Linked DNA regions of Homo sapiens: regions 2 and 3 are each linked to region 1. The links are chromatin loops, found by intact Hi-C in ENCODE. Cell type or tissue: OCI-LY7. All regions are shown on one strand.

Region 1 (5,000 bases):
CACAGAAGAGTATGGCCTTACGTTTTAAGAATACTTTCTGTTGAAAGAATGCATCTTAACCGGTAGTTCTAAAGATGTATTTTAAGATTTGTTTAGTCTTGATTTTTAAACGTGGTAATTCTAGAATGTCATCATGTCAGGCCCACAGAACGGTGATTTTGTGGCTGTGTTGTTTTAAAAAAAAAAAAAAAAAAAGTCCAGACATCTGTTCTTGAAGGTCTAGATTGAAACATTTTTCATCCCTGCTGAGTGTTTGTCAGACTACGACAGGCATATGCTTCTGGCCAACACTGAGCGTAAAGTTGCAAGATTCCCACCAGGCCCCAAAGCATTAGCTCAGATAGAGCCCAAAGTGGCCCAGGGATCAGGGTTGCTGACTAACGCAACAGCCAGCAGACCTCTGCGTCCACACTAGGGTTTGCAGCAACTGTGCGGGGCAGGGAAGCGGGGTGGGGGTGAGGCAGCACAGAGCCTAATCAATATCCAGGCGGTCCTACAGCAATTAGAGTGTAATTTTAAGTTTTCCTCAATCCACACGATCACGCGAGACTTCGGCACAATCTAAACTCCATGAATTATTCAGGGCGTGGTGTTTGGAAGCACATCTGTTTAGCTATGCACATCAACCCCTGGCAGCCACTTCAGAGACCAGGGTGCAGGCAATTACAGGCAGGCAGCCCCAAGGTCTCCCCCTCCATGGCAGAGTGGAGGGTTTCTAAGCTGCCTGGAAGGACAGGGAAAGACAAGGGGAGGAGACTCACCCTGAGCCCTGCAGTTCCTCCAGATTGGATGCATTCCATTCAGAGCCCTGGGAGACAGATCACACAAGCTCCTGTGAGTGTCACATGTCAGCCTCAGAGCTGCTCAGGGGATGCATGGTTTGCCCTAGCTCTGGCGGTGAGGTCTTATTTCATGGCCCCATTGGCCTCAGAGAACAGAGAGAACCAGCGGCTGATATTCAAGGAGATTCCTGAGTGAGTACTCAGAGCATGAGAGGAAGGGAGGGAGGGACGGAGGGAGGGAAGGGTCCCGGCCCTCACTGGCCCCTTGGCCTTAGGGAAACAGCAAGTCCAGGAAAACCTGCTCTCCGTCTCCCCACTTCCTTTCCTAAGAGTCCAGTGGGGGGGGGTCCTGTAAGCAGAGGCAATGACCTGCGACCTCCCACCCAGGGAAGGGCACGTTCACAAGCCACTAATTAAAGCAGGAATCGTTCTACCTTCTGGGAAGTATTTTGGCAATACTGAAAAAGTTCCCACCCTCTGACCCAGTAATTCCACTTACAAAAAGCTATCCTGAGGAAATAATCAGAACTCACACAGTGATTTAGGTAGGAGGATATTTATAATTATTTGTAATAAACCAGTGGAAACCACCCAAACGTCCAAAGGGAAAAAATGAGTAAAATAAATGAGGCTGGATCTTCATGATGGAGTCTTTAAAACAAATAAATTTTGCAGAATATTTAATGACACAGGCAAATACCATGTAAGGAAAAAAAATTTTAAGAGAGGAGGATACAGGACTATATAAACATAAACAGTATGATCCTTTCTTTCTTTGTGCGTTTTCAAAGAAGCTATATATGCATTTTAAAAACCCAAAAAAACAGAAGATGGGAAAATAAATATGCCAAAATGTTAACAGGGACTACCTCTGGATTTGCGAGATCGGGAATGCTTTTTTCTTCTTTAGATTTATTTCTATTTTCAGACTTTCTGCAACATGTTTTAATTTAGTACTTTTAAAAAATGGTATCATTGAAAAACCTTCCACTCCCAAGCATTCAAAGGACATGGAACGGGGGAAAAAAAAAAAGAAAAGAAAAAATGATCACTTTCCTCTTAGGAAATGCAAACAACATAGTATCATAAAGAGCAAAAGAATCCACCTTTGTCTTCCTTGAAACTTCCTTTCCCAAGTTCCCAAGAGGGCAGACCCCTCAGGACCAGGGGTGGCAGGGCCCTGAGCAAGCTGGCAATGTGCGACACTAGCTGAATTTTCATATTTGAGGGAGAGGCCCAAACATAAAAATTCCTTTAGTATCTCTCATGGAAAAAGTGACATAAAGCACTGAACCACACTAAAAACATAACGCGAGTGCCGCTGAAGCTGAGACTGTCCTCTTGCTGTGACTGCCACCTAGTGGAGAAAGAAGGAAGGTGCCTTCTGTTCCCTTCTCACCAGGGAAATCAACAGACTTCCAGGGAGATCAGTGCCCAGGACTGCCCACACTTTCAAATCCACACATGTACATACATTTTAATCAATCACTATGAAATCTATATAGATTTGTATACAGAAATGTATTAAAAAATATACATATCTACTTATCTACATAGATATCATGACATATACATAACTCTTAATTACTTCCTACAGAAAACAAAGTCTTTCTTGTCTCTAGTAGTAAATTTACTTCCTTAGCTTTCCCAGGAAGCACTTTCTCCTCTAACAATGGTTACCATTAGTTAGCACCTGCAAAAACTGTACTCGGTGCTTTAAATATGTATTTTTAATTTTATTTTATTAAAAAAAATATTTTTTAGAGACAAGGTCTCACTATGTTGCCCAGGCTGGCTTCCAACTCCTAGGCTAAAGCTATCCTCCCCCTCAGCCTCCTGAGTAGCTGGGACTACAGGCATAAGCCACTGTGCCCAGTTTGTATTTCATTTAATCCTCATAGTCATCCCTTGGGGTATAGGATGAAGAAAAAAAGAGGAAAAGTGACTTCTTCCAAGTCACATAGCCGCTGAGGCTGAGGAGTGGGAATCCCGGCCCTGGTGGGCCCTGATTTTCATTACACCACTAGGCCTCTCTAATTTTAGTAACGTGCCTTCCTCTATAGCCTCTCTGACTTTGACAACTTGCCAGTTGCCTTCTATGGATATTCACAGCATTAAAACAATCTGAGCTAGCCGTGGAGGTGCACAGAAATCAGTACAACCCACCCAGAGCTACAGGACCCGGGTGAGGGCTTCCAGCGGCCCTGGAGCCGTGCATGGAAAAGCTGTCTGGACAAGCTCAGCGGGAGCTCCGTGTCAGCTGTGTGATCTCTCCTCCCTGTTGTTTCTCATGTCTCAGGATGCCTAGGCATAATTCTGGGGTTTGGTGAGGACACTTCCTTTAGTAACTGGGGTTTTTTAGCCCACAAACCACTTGGAAGTAACTGGATGGGGCCTATGTGTTAGTGGCTGAAGAAGACAAAGGGTTTGCAAGAGTCTGAAACACATGCCAGTTGACTACGCCAAATAGCTCCCAAACAACTCCCCGCAGCTCAGCTGGAAGCCACGTCTCAAACAGCTGGCTCAAGAGCAGATCAGCAGGCTGCAGGCCAGAGAAGGGGCCAAAGAGGGGAGCTCCTGCCAGCCAGGATGGAGGCTCTGGCAACTCAAGTTTTTTGCCTGCTTTTTCTCCCGGACTTGCTACAAACTCTTAAACAACCAGGGTCTGATTTATGTCCCCCAAACCAGATACTGCCAGGGCCATGCCTCTTACGAGATAAAGATGATCGAAGATAAGGGAGGGCTTGTCCATCTGTCCCAAGATAAGTAGCATCTCATTGTCTATAAATTCCTTGAGTTCCTTCAAGTTACAATTCATCTGTTTCTCTAATTCATTACGAATCTGTGGAGTAGAAAATATTAGGAAAAGTGATTTGTTAAAGAAAACAATCGTCCACCTCAAAAGAATTAAAGTTACAATGGAAACTGTGCCTATTTCCAAAAAAGGTGGGTGTTTTTTCTCTTTCAGAGTAATACATTTAGATACACGCAACATACATGCGTGGGTGGCAGGAATGCAGGTTATTCAGCTTAGAAGTAAACCCAACTGGGTAAAGTTTATTATTTCAAATAAGGAATTTGATTTCCATGAGATCTCTTCTACCAAGTTTAAACTTACTTTTACTTTTATAATTAAATGTCAAATACATCAAATAATCTAAAATCAGTTCTATCTTTCTTGGAAAGATATCACAATATGATTTTTAAAAAATGTATTCATTAATTAAAAGACAGGGCTGGATGGAGTGGCTCATGCCTGTAATCCCGGCACTCTGGGAGGCCTTGGTGGGAGGATTGCTTGAGGCCAGGAGTTCAAGACCAGCCTGGTCAACACAGGAAGACCAAGTCTCTTAAAAAAAAAAAAAAGATTATAAATGAACTTTTAAAATGTCAATTTTAACTTCTTAGATCCATCCAGTTGAATCTCTCATTGTAATTCATTGCATGCTTTGAATAAAAAGCAATGGAAAAAAAAGTGATCCAGGAAAAAACATGAAAAGGTAAAAAGGTAGAGAGAAATTATTCTAGAATTTGATACTTGCAGGTCAAGCTGTCATCCTGTGGAGAAATAAGTCTGCTGTCTCTTCCATAAAACCCAAGGTAATAGGGAGCAGAAGAGAGAACAAGGGGGTGTTATTAAAACAGATCAATGCTTCTCGGTGCAGTCTGTGGATCTCATGGACTTCTCCCCAAAGGCCATATAGGTGAGGCTCACAAAGGTCAAGAAATTCACTCAATGTCTCATAGCCGATAAGCGGCAGATCTGGACTCAAACTGGAGTCTGACTCCGAGGCCTGATACAATTGTAGAACGAGGCAGAAAAAAGCCTCCGGGGGCTGATACCAGAGGACAGGTAAAGACAACCAGATGTTGGGCCTGCTTTTGCTGCACTTTCGGGAGCAGGACACATGGAGGCTGCATGACCTCTGACCTGCAATGAAGGGAGGAGTTGTCTTACCTCTTTGGAAGTCACATTTTCTAGATCCTGGCTCATCATGATGCTTCGGAGCTTGGCTTTGATGAGGCGCTCGGTCCTTTCCCCTTCAGTGGGCCTGGAAAGAAATGACGTTTAGGAGAGCAAGGAGCTGTAGAAAGCTTGTGGTCGGAGGTTACAGGAATGCCAGATGCTCCTGGGTCTAAACAGAACACGGCTTGGCAAGGAGAGCACGCTTCTTGGTGTGCATGTTCTCAGGCAGCAGGGAGAGGTGCACAGAAAAC
Region 2 (5,000 bases), 190 kb before region 1:
GCACCAGGCAGGGACAGGGAGAGAGTGGACATGAGGGACACAGGCCCCACCCACAGGCAGCGCAAATCAATCTATCAACATCACTCTGACCGTCACCAGTGCCTTGAAAGGAAAAGGGGGTGTCCTAGTGAATATCTGGGGGCAGGGCTGCAGAGTGGGCCTCTCTGAGAAGGTGACATCCAAGCTGAGGCCTACAGGATGAGAAGATGCCAGCTGTGCAGATATCTGGGAACAGGGCCCCAGGCAGAAGAAACAGCAAGGGCAAAGGCCCTGAGGCAGCACTACCTGAAAAAGAGCAAGAGAGCTCGTGGAGCCGGTGCAGAGTGGGAGGTGACGGGAGCTTTTCTTCACCCGTCCAAGCTAGATGACTGTCAACAGATGAGATGGCATCTGAGCTGGGCAGGAGTCAGGGCCCAGAAGCTTCTGCTGATAGGATCAGACAATCCTGCTAGCCCACGCATTTGTTTGTATCCAGAAATTTGCGGAGGGGCTACTGAACCTCTCAGGAAAATCAGTTGAAGCCTCTCCCTCTCAGGGGCTTGGAGGTCGGGCACAAAGCCAGATAACAGGGACTCCAGAAAGAGCTACCTCAAGGGAGTAGTGGGCATCTCAGAACCAGGGCTGAGACTGACCACCGTTGTGAGAACTCACCCTCACTCGGCCACCCTGGCAGGGTCCCTGTGCCTGTGAAAGGGGCTGTGCTTGTGCCACTTTTGTGCTTAGGTCTCCCTGCCATGGGGCCCTTTCCTTTCTCCTTTTTTCTTGGCAGGAGCAGCAATAAGGCTGTCCCGACGCACATCTCGGCGTGGCGTTCTGGTTCTGCCAACCTTGGGCATAGGTGTGCCCAGTTCTGGGGGGCCCTGTGTGTGTGCTAGAAAAGAGGCAGCAACCACTGCAGCCCTCCAGCCACCAAGGGATGCACAACAACCATGTTCATGATGACACAGAAGCATCTCTGGGTTTCCAGAAATCTTTGGGAAGGGGGGTTCTGGGAATCCCACACTGCCGAAGGGGAAGCCACAGAGCTGGGTTTCTCTACCACGGCACTTTTGGACTTCTGTGCTGTGGGGGGCTGTCCTGTGCACTGTGGGATGTCGAGCAGCATCCCTGACCACCACCCACCAGATGCCCACGATCGTGACAACCAAACACGTCTCCAGACATGGCCAAATGTCCCCTAGGGAGCAAAATCATCCCCGGGGAAGAACCACTAGCTCAGAGCACTCCTGTTTGGGCATTAATAACTAAAGGATAAAGCCTGGGGCCACTAGATTTCCTAACACTTTGGGTTTCTTTCTGTCCATTTGGGAATATTAGGAAAACACAGAAAAGTTGAAAGAAGCAAATTAAGCTCACCCAAAATCCTACCCTCAGTGACTAACCTCTCTCAATAATTTGGTATATTTCCTTCTGGTCATGTTTTCTTCATACTTGATAATCCTACTAGCCACGATTTATGGAGGACTTACCTTATAGCCACGATTTATGGAGGACTTACCTTATAGCCACGATTTATGGAGGACTTAACCTTCTAGCGACTATTTACGGAGGACTTACTTTCTGCAAGGCATCATGCTAAGTACTTTCCATGCCAGTCTCATTAAATCCCCACAACACCCCTGCAAGATGATACTATTATTATCCCATTTCACAGATGAAAAAACTAAGGCTCAGAGTTCATTTAACATCATGTCAAGGGCATTTTTCCATATTATCCTTCAAAAACATCATTTTCAATTGCTGAATCATGTTTGATTGATCATACACCTGGGGCTGCCTTATTTTCTTTACCTCTTCCAAGTTGCTGGAATATTCCACAAACATTTCTGAGTCACCTACTCTGGGCTAGGATCACACTAGAGGCTGAGGGCAAAGATGAGTCACAATTCCTTCCCACAAGCACACAGCATTTTATGCCCAGGGACTGTGTGGGCGAGTGCATGAGTGAGGGGTCGAGAGACCTTGTGCCCCTAAATGCTCAGCAATCAGGTCTCTGTCCACTTCTGCCCCCAGGGGGCGGTACAGCATGATCACCACAAAAGTCCTCAAGGCTAACCATGTTTCGACCCTAATTCACACGACACCTCAAACACAGAGGTTTGATCTTTTGTCGACTGTCTCTAGAGGCAGTTGGGCTACGTCAGTGAAAGACATTAGAAAGAGTTGTTCACCAGTGGCTCATGCCTGTAATCCCAGCACTCTGGGAGGCCGAGGTGGGGCGGATCACTTGAGGCCAGGAGTTCCAGACCAAGCTGATCAACATGGCGAAACCCCATCTCTACTAAAAATACAAAAAATTAGCTGGGTATGGTGGTGCACACCTGTAATCCCAGCTACTTGGGAGGCTGAGGCATGAGAATCGCTTGGACCCAGGAGGCAGAGGTTGCAGTGAGCTGAGATTGTGCCACTGCACTCCAGCCTGGGAGATAGAGCGTGACTGTGTCTCAAAAAAAAAAAAAAAAAAAAGTTGTTCACACAGGAGCTGTTTGTCATTACCTGGTTTCTCTCCCAGTGGATATAAAAAATATCCCATCACGTGGGGTGTGAGAACATCTTTGCCATTACCAAGAGGTGTCATATCGGCAAAGGCTCACATCCTTTTCTGAGGAATGCCACCTCTCCCCACAGCTGCAGGTCCCGCCTCTGGGCAGACGTTCTCACAGTCCTGCCTCCAGGTTTTCCCTCTCTCCCAAGCTGCAGCCTTCTGCTGCCTGGTGGGAGGCCTCTCTCAGGGCAGTACCCATTACATCAACCAGGTTCATTCACCTGCACTCTGCAGGCCAGGCTGGAGTGCGGTGGTGCAATCATAACTCACTGCAGCCTTGACCTACCAGGATCAAGGGATCCTCCCACCTCAGCTTCCTGAGTACCTGGGACTGCAGGTGTGCGCCACCATGCCAGGCTAATTACTTAAATTTGTAGAGATGGGGTCTCGCTATGTTGCCCAACCCAGGCTGGTTTCGAACTCCTGGCTCAAGTGATCCTCACGCCTCAGCTTCCCACAGTGTTGGAGTCACAAGCGTGAGCCACGGTAACATACAATCTGGCCAGGCTGTATGTTATATTGTGTGATTCCGATGATAAGTTCTGGAAAAGACCAGTGGTTACCCTTGGTGGGGAGGGAATGATTTGGAGGGACTTGCAGGGACCCTGTAATATGATAGAAACTTGTCTTATTTGGGGGAGCCATTGATAGTCTCTGAGCAGGGGAACAGCCACAGAAGGTAAGGACATTCACAGGGGACTTCCAGGAGGTGTGGCTTCCTTGGGCTTCCCGGTCACTCAGTCCCTGGGAGGGGCAGGGACAGCAGCTGTGGAAGCTCCAAGGAGCATGCCCAAGGCCCTCTGCCCTCACACACGCCTTGGCAGACCTCTGGGCTCACACAGCCTTGGGAATTCCCCCCAGTTCTGCTTCTGGCTCCTTGAAGCTGTCCCTCCAGCGGGGAACTAATACAGACGTCTCCCATCTCATAGAAGGAGAAATCGGGGCCTGAGAAGGCGGTGGCATGCCCAAGGTCTCATAGAGTGAGTCCAGGGGTGGTGGAAGGACGCAGCCCCCTCTGCTCCCTCAGCAATCTTTGGCACCACCTCCTCCCCGGCACCCAGCTCTGTAGAGGCTTCGTGAATGGGCAGTGCCCAGTGACTGCCTCCCAGTGACCCCCTCTCCCAGTTGGGGATGCTGTGAGCACAGAGTGGCCTCCAGAGAGGAGCTCTGTGGCTGATGAGAAGTCACGCCAGGACCTGGCTTGGAGAATTGGAGATTTGGAGATTTGGGGACTTCCCAGCCCCTTCTCAAGGAGCCAGCCTTTGGTGGCTGGTGGCCCCAGAAAGTCTTAGGAGTTTACTCCCGAATCTGTGATTTTTCATGCTGTGTGGCCTTAGGCAAGTCACTGAACCTCTCTGGGCCTCCATTTGCTCATCCATAAAATGGGGTTGAGAATAAGACCTAACCTCACAGGGTAGGTCGACTTCTGCTATTGTCAAGGGTAATTGTTTACAGTGCCCCGGGCCCTATGAGCATCCCATGTTACAGATGAGGACTGTGAGCCTTGGAGAGACACATGGCAAAGACAGAACCAGGCATCAGACTGACTTCTGTCTCCTTCCCAAGTCTTCTGGGGAATGAAAAATCCCTGCCTTGTGTGACTCTTATCTGAGTGGGAAGGACACATAAGCAGTGGCCACTTGATGGCATAAGCAGACACAGAGACGCCCATTCTACACATGGAAAGATTGAGGCCCCAGATGGAGGAGGAATAACCTGGAGTTAACTGTTGGCCAACCAAGCTGGTCTCTGTGCCCAGGACTGGGGCAAAGACGGGGTGAAATACTGCCCCGCAGCAAGTAGGGTGATGGGGGTGAGCAAAGGAGGAGCCCAGAGACATGGCTGGATCCAAAAAGATCTCCAGGGCCTGGGGGAGCTGAGCCCTAAAAGTGGAAACAAAAGGCAGAGAGGGCAGGAGCCGTGGGGCATGGGTGAGGAGGAGTGAGAGGGCCGGTTTGCCCAGACAGGCAGACATATAGGTGAGTGGGCAGCGAGTGAGGAAGCTGGAAACTTCTTGTGGACTTGGGCACTGGGGAGCCATTGATAGTCTCTGAGCAGGGGAACAGCCGCAGAAGGTAAGGACATTCACAGGGGACCTCAAAAGATGTGGCTTCCTTGGGCCTCCCCGTCACCCAGTCCCTGGGAGGGGCAGGGACAGCAGCTGTGGGAGCTCCAAGGAGCATGCCCAAGGCCCCCTGCTCTCACACATGCCTTGGCCGACCTCTGGGTTCACACAGCCTTGTGAATTCACCTGCTTGCCTGCTTGCTTATTGGTTTGCTTGCTTCTTGGGGTATATTTTACACACAGTAAAAAGCACCAATTGTAAAAATGCAGTTCAGTGAGTTTTGGCAAATGCAGACACCCGTATGACAACCAACCAGACCAAAATAAAACATGTTTCCATCATACCAGAGGGTTCCTGCAAGCCGCTGCTAATCATTTCCCACCCCCAAG
Region 3 (5,000 bases), 150 kb after region 1:
CATGTTTACCTTTCCTTTACCAAATCGAAGTCAAACTACTAATCATGCAAAAATGTGCAGCAGGATATTCTAAGGGCAAAGCTATTTCTGTCCTTAGAGATCGAGGATTTGTTTTTATAACAAACCTATAACGTATATCATGAAGTCTTTTCATTCTGTTTTTTTGTTTAGTTATAGAGTATTATATGAATGCAATCTCATTGTAAAATAATTTAGCAATACATAAGCATGCAGAGTATATGATGATTCTTCCTCTCCCTATGACCCCAACTCCCATTCCTCTCCCCCAAAGCCATAACTACTAATCAGAGTTTGCTTTGCAATCTTTCAGCTTTTTTTTTGCCCACACAGAGTCTCACTCTCTCATCCAGGCTGGAGTGCAGTGGTGCGATCTCAGGCTCACTGCAACCTCTGCCTCCCAGGTTCAAGTGATTCTCCTGCCTCAGCCCAAGTAGCTGGGATTACAGGTGCATGCCACAATGCCCAGCTAATTTTTTTGTATTTTTAATAGAGATGGGGTTTCGCCATGTTGGCCAGGCTGGTCTCGAACTCCTGACCTCAAGTGATCCACCCACCTCAGCCTCCCAAAGTGCTGGGATTACAGGCATGAGCTACTGTGCCTGGCCTGCAATCTTTCAGCCTCTTTTCTATGAAAAAAATAAATACATAAATTTAACTAACATGCTATTTCTTTCTTTTTCCCTTCTCTTTCCTTCCCTCTCTCCTACCTTTTCCTCCCTCCCTTACTTCTTTCCTTCTTTTTTTTTTTCTTAACATACACAGCACACTGTCAGCGTTCCACCCAAACATCCCCATTCTTAGCATGTCCACGCATGCCAGTCCACCTTCTAACTGCCAGTACCTGTGACCCTTTCCAGAGAACTTTCTCTGGTCAGTAAAGCTTGGCTGGCCAGCCTTTGTGGCAGGCCAGAAGTGCCGAAGAATTTAAACTTCCCGGGAGTAGCCCTCACTGGACAGTTCCCTCATCCTTGAAGTGGGACCATTTGGAGGACCTGCGGCTGAGTCTCCCAGAGGAAACTTCTTGCTCTTAAATTTCTGTGTTAGGTTCCGCTTCAGTAAGACAATATGGAAATCTTTTCATGTTAATAGAGGTAGATCTACAGCTTTATTTATTTTTGAGACAGGGTTTTGTTCTGTCACCCAGGCTGGAGTGTAATGGTGCAATCATAGCTCACTGCAGCCTTGAGCTCCTGGGCTCAAAGATTCTCCTGCCTCAGGCTCCCAAGTAGCTGGGATGACAGGCATGCACCAACATGCCCAGCTAATTTTTCTTTTTCTTTCTTTTTTTTTTTTTTGTAGACATGGAGTCTCACTATTTTGTCCAGGCTGGTCTCACACTCCTGGGCTCAAGCAATCCTCCTGCATTTGCCTCCCAAAGTGCTGGAACTACAGGCATGAGCCACCATGCCTGGCCAAGAATTACTCTTTTTTTCTTTTGAGACAGCGTCTCATTCTGTCACCCAGGCTGGAGTGCAGTGGCACGATAATGGCTTACTGCAGCCTTGACCTCCTGGGGTAGATGATCCTCCCACCTCAGCGTCCTGAGTAGCTGGGACTACAGGTGTGCACCACCACACTTGGCTAATTTTTGTATTTTTTGTAGAGACAAGGTTTCACCATGTTGCCCAGGCTGGTCTTGAATGCCTGAGTCAAGCGATCCACCTGCTTCAGCTTCCTTCTGAAGTGCTGGGATTGCAGGCATGAGCCACCATGCCCAGCTGAGCATTATTCTTAGCAGCTGCATAGTCTTCCTCACCTCGGTAGTATCATCATTTATTTAACTGCCCCCTAATTATGAATGCTTAGGTTGTGTTCAATTTCTTGCTTTTGCCACCTGTGCCACAAGAAACATCTTTTCCTATAATTGTTGTGCCCCATATTTGGCCATTATTTACAGCAGTTCATTATGAAAGCAAGCTACTTGATCTTTATCCAAAGTATGGCAATTATTATAATCAGACTGAAAAATAAAAGAATGAGCAATGAAATTAGCAATGCCAAGAATCAGCTGATTCTGGCATAAATAAATTCCCACTGCAAATAATCACATTTACAGCACTGGGCAATTAGAGGCTTGCCATTTGGATCACGTGTTTGGAAAGCAAGAACCTGTGATCTCAGCCTGGCATTTTTGCCTGGTCTTTGGAGGAACGAGGACAGGCTTTGTGTATAAGCTCATTGTAGACACCAATTTGAAGATCATTCTGAGGCAGGTTTCAAGGTAGAACAGCTGGGCAGCTACCTGAGGTACTGTCTTTAAGAGCAGCTAAAACACAAGTAGGGCGTGGGTTACCTTACTCCAGGTTTCCCACCGCAGCCGCTTACATAAATGGTGTTTGGCTGCGGTGCATGGCGCCCTCTACTGGAGGTAAAAAACACATGGGCCCAGTGCCAACCTGTATTGATGTTTTCGTGGAGAGACACGGGGCAATAACAGGTGATTATCATTTGTTATTTGTTGGTGCTTATTTGCATTTCCTAAATTTGGTAAAACAAAAGTATATTGTCTCTAATGACAAAAATAAAATTGTATTTAATTCCCTTGCTTGAATTAAAGTCTATTCCTTCTTGATGTCCCTCCGTAGAGAGAAAGTGTAATTAATCTGGGATTCTACATGTGATTCCTCTTATCTGCCTTAAAGGGTCTAGAAAACTGTTAAGAACCACCAGCCTACACTCCAGAGTCATTCTCCAAGTCAGTACCAGAAACGCCGTGGATATAAATGATTTAACAGGACCTTCTGACTATATATGCCTGAAACCCCTTTGAAATTGTTGTTCAACATGGTAAGGGCTTTGGCACCAGACACACCTGGATTTGAACCCAGTTGCAACTGGTTTGCCAAAGTTGCTCCAATATTTTCCGTCCCGGTATCTATGCACCTTTGCAGTATGACTGCAGCACATCCCATCAAGAGTTCATTTTCCCCTCCTGGGGATCTGTGTGGCCTTGTGACTTGCTTTGACCACCAGAATGTAGCAGAAATGATGTTATGCTAGTTCCAAGTATAGGCCTCAAGAAGGTTTGTGGCTTCTTCTTGCTGCCTTTGACCCCTGTTCAGATGCCATGGGACCAGGTGCCTGGGTGCCCCATGATTCAGTGGACTGAAGACACATGAGCAAGTCCCATGGAGTCTAGAGGAGCCACCAAACTGCCTCACTGCAGAATCATGAGTTGAATTAATCATTGTTTTAAACCATGAATGCAAAGGTGGTTTGTTACAAAGTAGAAGCAAACCCTACATTCCACTTTTTTTTCTTTTCTCTTTTTTTTTTTTTTTTTTTTTTGAGTCAGAGTCTCACTCTGTTCCCCAGGCTGGAGTGTAGTGGTACGATCTTGGCTCACCGCAACCTCTAACCCCCAGGTTCAAGTGATTCTCCTGCCTCAGCCTCCCAAGTAGCTAGGATTACAGGTGTGCACCACCACGCCTGGCTAATTTTTATATTTTTTAGTAGAGATGGGGTTTTGCCATGTTGTACAGGCTGGTCTCAAACTCCTGGCCTCAAGTGATCCACCTGCCTCAGCCTCCCAAAGTGCTGGAATTACAGGCATAAGCAACTGTGCCCAGGCCCCCTACACTACACTTAATAACTATCTGGCCAGGCACGGTGGCTCACACCTGTAATCCCAACACTTTGGGAGGCCAAGATGGGAGGATCACTTGAGTTCAAGAACAGCCTGGGTAACACAGTGAGACCGCCCACCCTGTGCCCTGCAGCCCATCTCAACAAAAAATTTTAAAAATTAGCTGGGCGTGGTGGCACACATCTGTACTCCTAGCTACTCCAGAGGCTGTGGTGGGAGGATCCCTTGAGACTGGAAGTTTGAGGCTGCAGGGAGGTATGATCGTGTTGCTGTACTCCAGCCTTGGCAACAGAGCGAAATCCGGTTTCAAAAATAATAATAATAACTATCTGACCTCCAGCAAGTCCCTTGTGAGTTCTAAGCCTCAGTTTTCACATCTGTCATACGGGGATAAAACAGTTGTTCAATGGACCAAGTAAGTTAGTCTGAGCAGAACATTTAGCAAAGTGCCCAGCACTTGGTAAGCTCCATTATTATATCTACTTTGGGGAAAGAAAGAAAAGAATGAGGAAGGGAGGAGAGAAGGAGGGTTGTAGAAAAGCACAGATCAGCGTAGAGGAATGGGCTCCTTAATGATCTAATTGACTTTTTTTTTTTTTTTTCTTTTTTTTTTTTGAGACAGAGTTTCACTCTTGTTGGCCAGGCTGGAGTGCAATGGCATGAACTCGGCTCACTGCAACCTCCACCTCCTGGGTTCAAGCGATTCTCCTGCCTCAGCCTCCCAAGTAGCTGGGATTACAGGCATGTGCCACCACGCCCAACTAATTTTGTATTTATAGTAGAGGCAGGGTTTCTCCATGTTGGTCAGGCTGGTCTCAAACTCCCGACCTCGGGTGATCTGCCCGCCTCAGCCTCCCAAAGTGCTTGGATTACAGGCGTGATCACCACGCCCGGCCCTAATTGACATTTATACTTAAAATTCAGAGTACATTACAAGGACTTCTGGTTGTTGAGCTTTTAAGAATTATACAGCAAAATCTTTTTCATCTGGTTTTATGAGTTGCTGCAATAGGATAAAGCTATTGTAAATTAATGGAAACTTTTAATTGCATTTAATCACATCAAAATATCTCCAACTAAATGTTTCTAAATAATGAACTTAAGGGAGCCATTTTTATAACTAGATAGGAACATTGTATAATTTAAGACATTATTTTTATGTAAGTGGATAGAGTTACAGTGGTGGGAAGCCAGTGGCTCTCTTGGGTGGCTAAATATTTCTTCTGCAATTTTGTTTCTAGTTTTTATTTGCCCTCCTCACAGATAAAACAGATATTTAGGCTGGGCGTGGTGGCTGATGCCTGTAATCCCAGCACTTTGGGAGGCTGAGGCAGGCGAATCGCTTGAGGTCAGGAGTTCGAGACCAGCCTGGTCAACATGGTGAAACCCCGTC

What was found. Peaks named below come from ENCODE experiments on the same cell type or tissue, not always from the same donor. Only the 100,000 strongest peaks of a DNase experiment are listed, where the experiment ranks them.
Region 2: it touches region 1 in a loop (10-fold over the local background); 18 of 110 quality-filtered maps call a loop at or near these places.
Region 3: a loop joins it to region 1, with 7 times the contacts of the local background. A loop is called at or near these places in 52 of 110 quality-filtered maps.

The regions. Positions count from the first base shown.
Region 1 is chr12:108,801,561-108,806,560 of GRCh38, forward strand. SSH1 (slingshot protein phosphatase 1) reads right to left here. Exons shown (of 15, transcript NM_018984.4): 9 at 4,741-4,834; 10 at 3,496-3,624; 11 at 762-808. LOC101929204 (a long non-coding RNA gene) reads left to right here and starts at 570. Exons shown (of 4, transcript XR_945329.3): 1 at 570-974. RefSeq lists enhancers at 36-989, 4,034-5,000. In OCI-LY7, CTCF peaks have their summits at 2,142 (motif pointing left) and 2,347; a DNase peak (open chromatin) is centred at 2,121.
Region 2 is chr12:108,610,309-108,615,308 of GRCh38, forward strand. No RefSeq gene overlaps it. Among named protein-coding and RNA genes, the nearest start is that of TMEM119, 15 kb to the left of the region's middle. In OCI-LY7, a CTCF peak has its summit at 2,008 (motif pointing right); a DNase peak (open chromatin) is centred at 2,033.
Region 3 is chr12:108,948,944-108,953,943 of GRCh38, forward strand. All of the region lies in intron 6 of SVOP (SV2 related protein), which reads right to left. Among named protein-coding and RNA genes, the nearest start is that of SVOP, 70 kb to the right of the region's middle. In OCI-LY7, a CTCF peak has its summit at 2,388 (motif pointing left); a DNase peak (open chromatin) is centred at 2,358.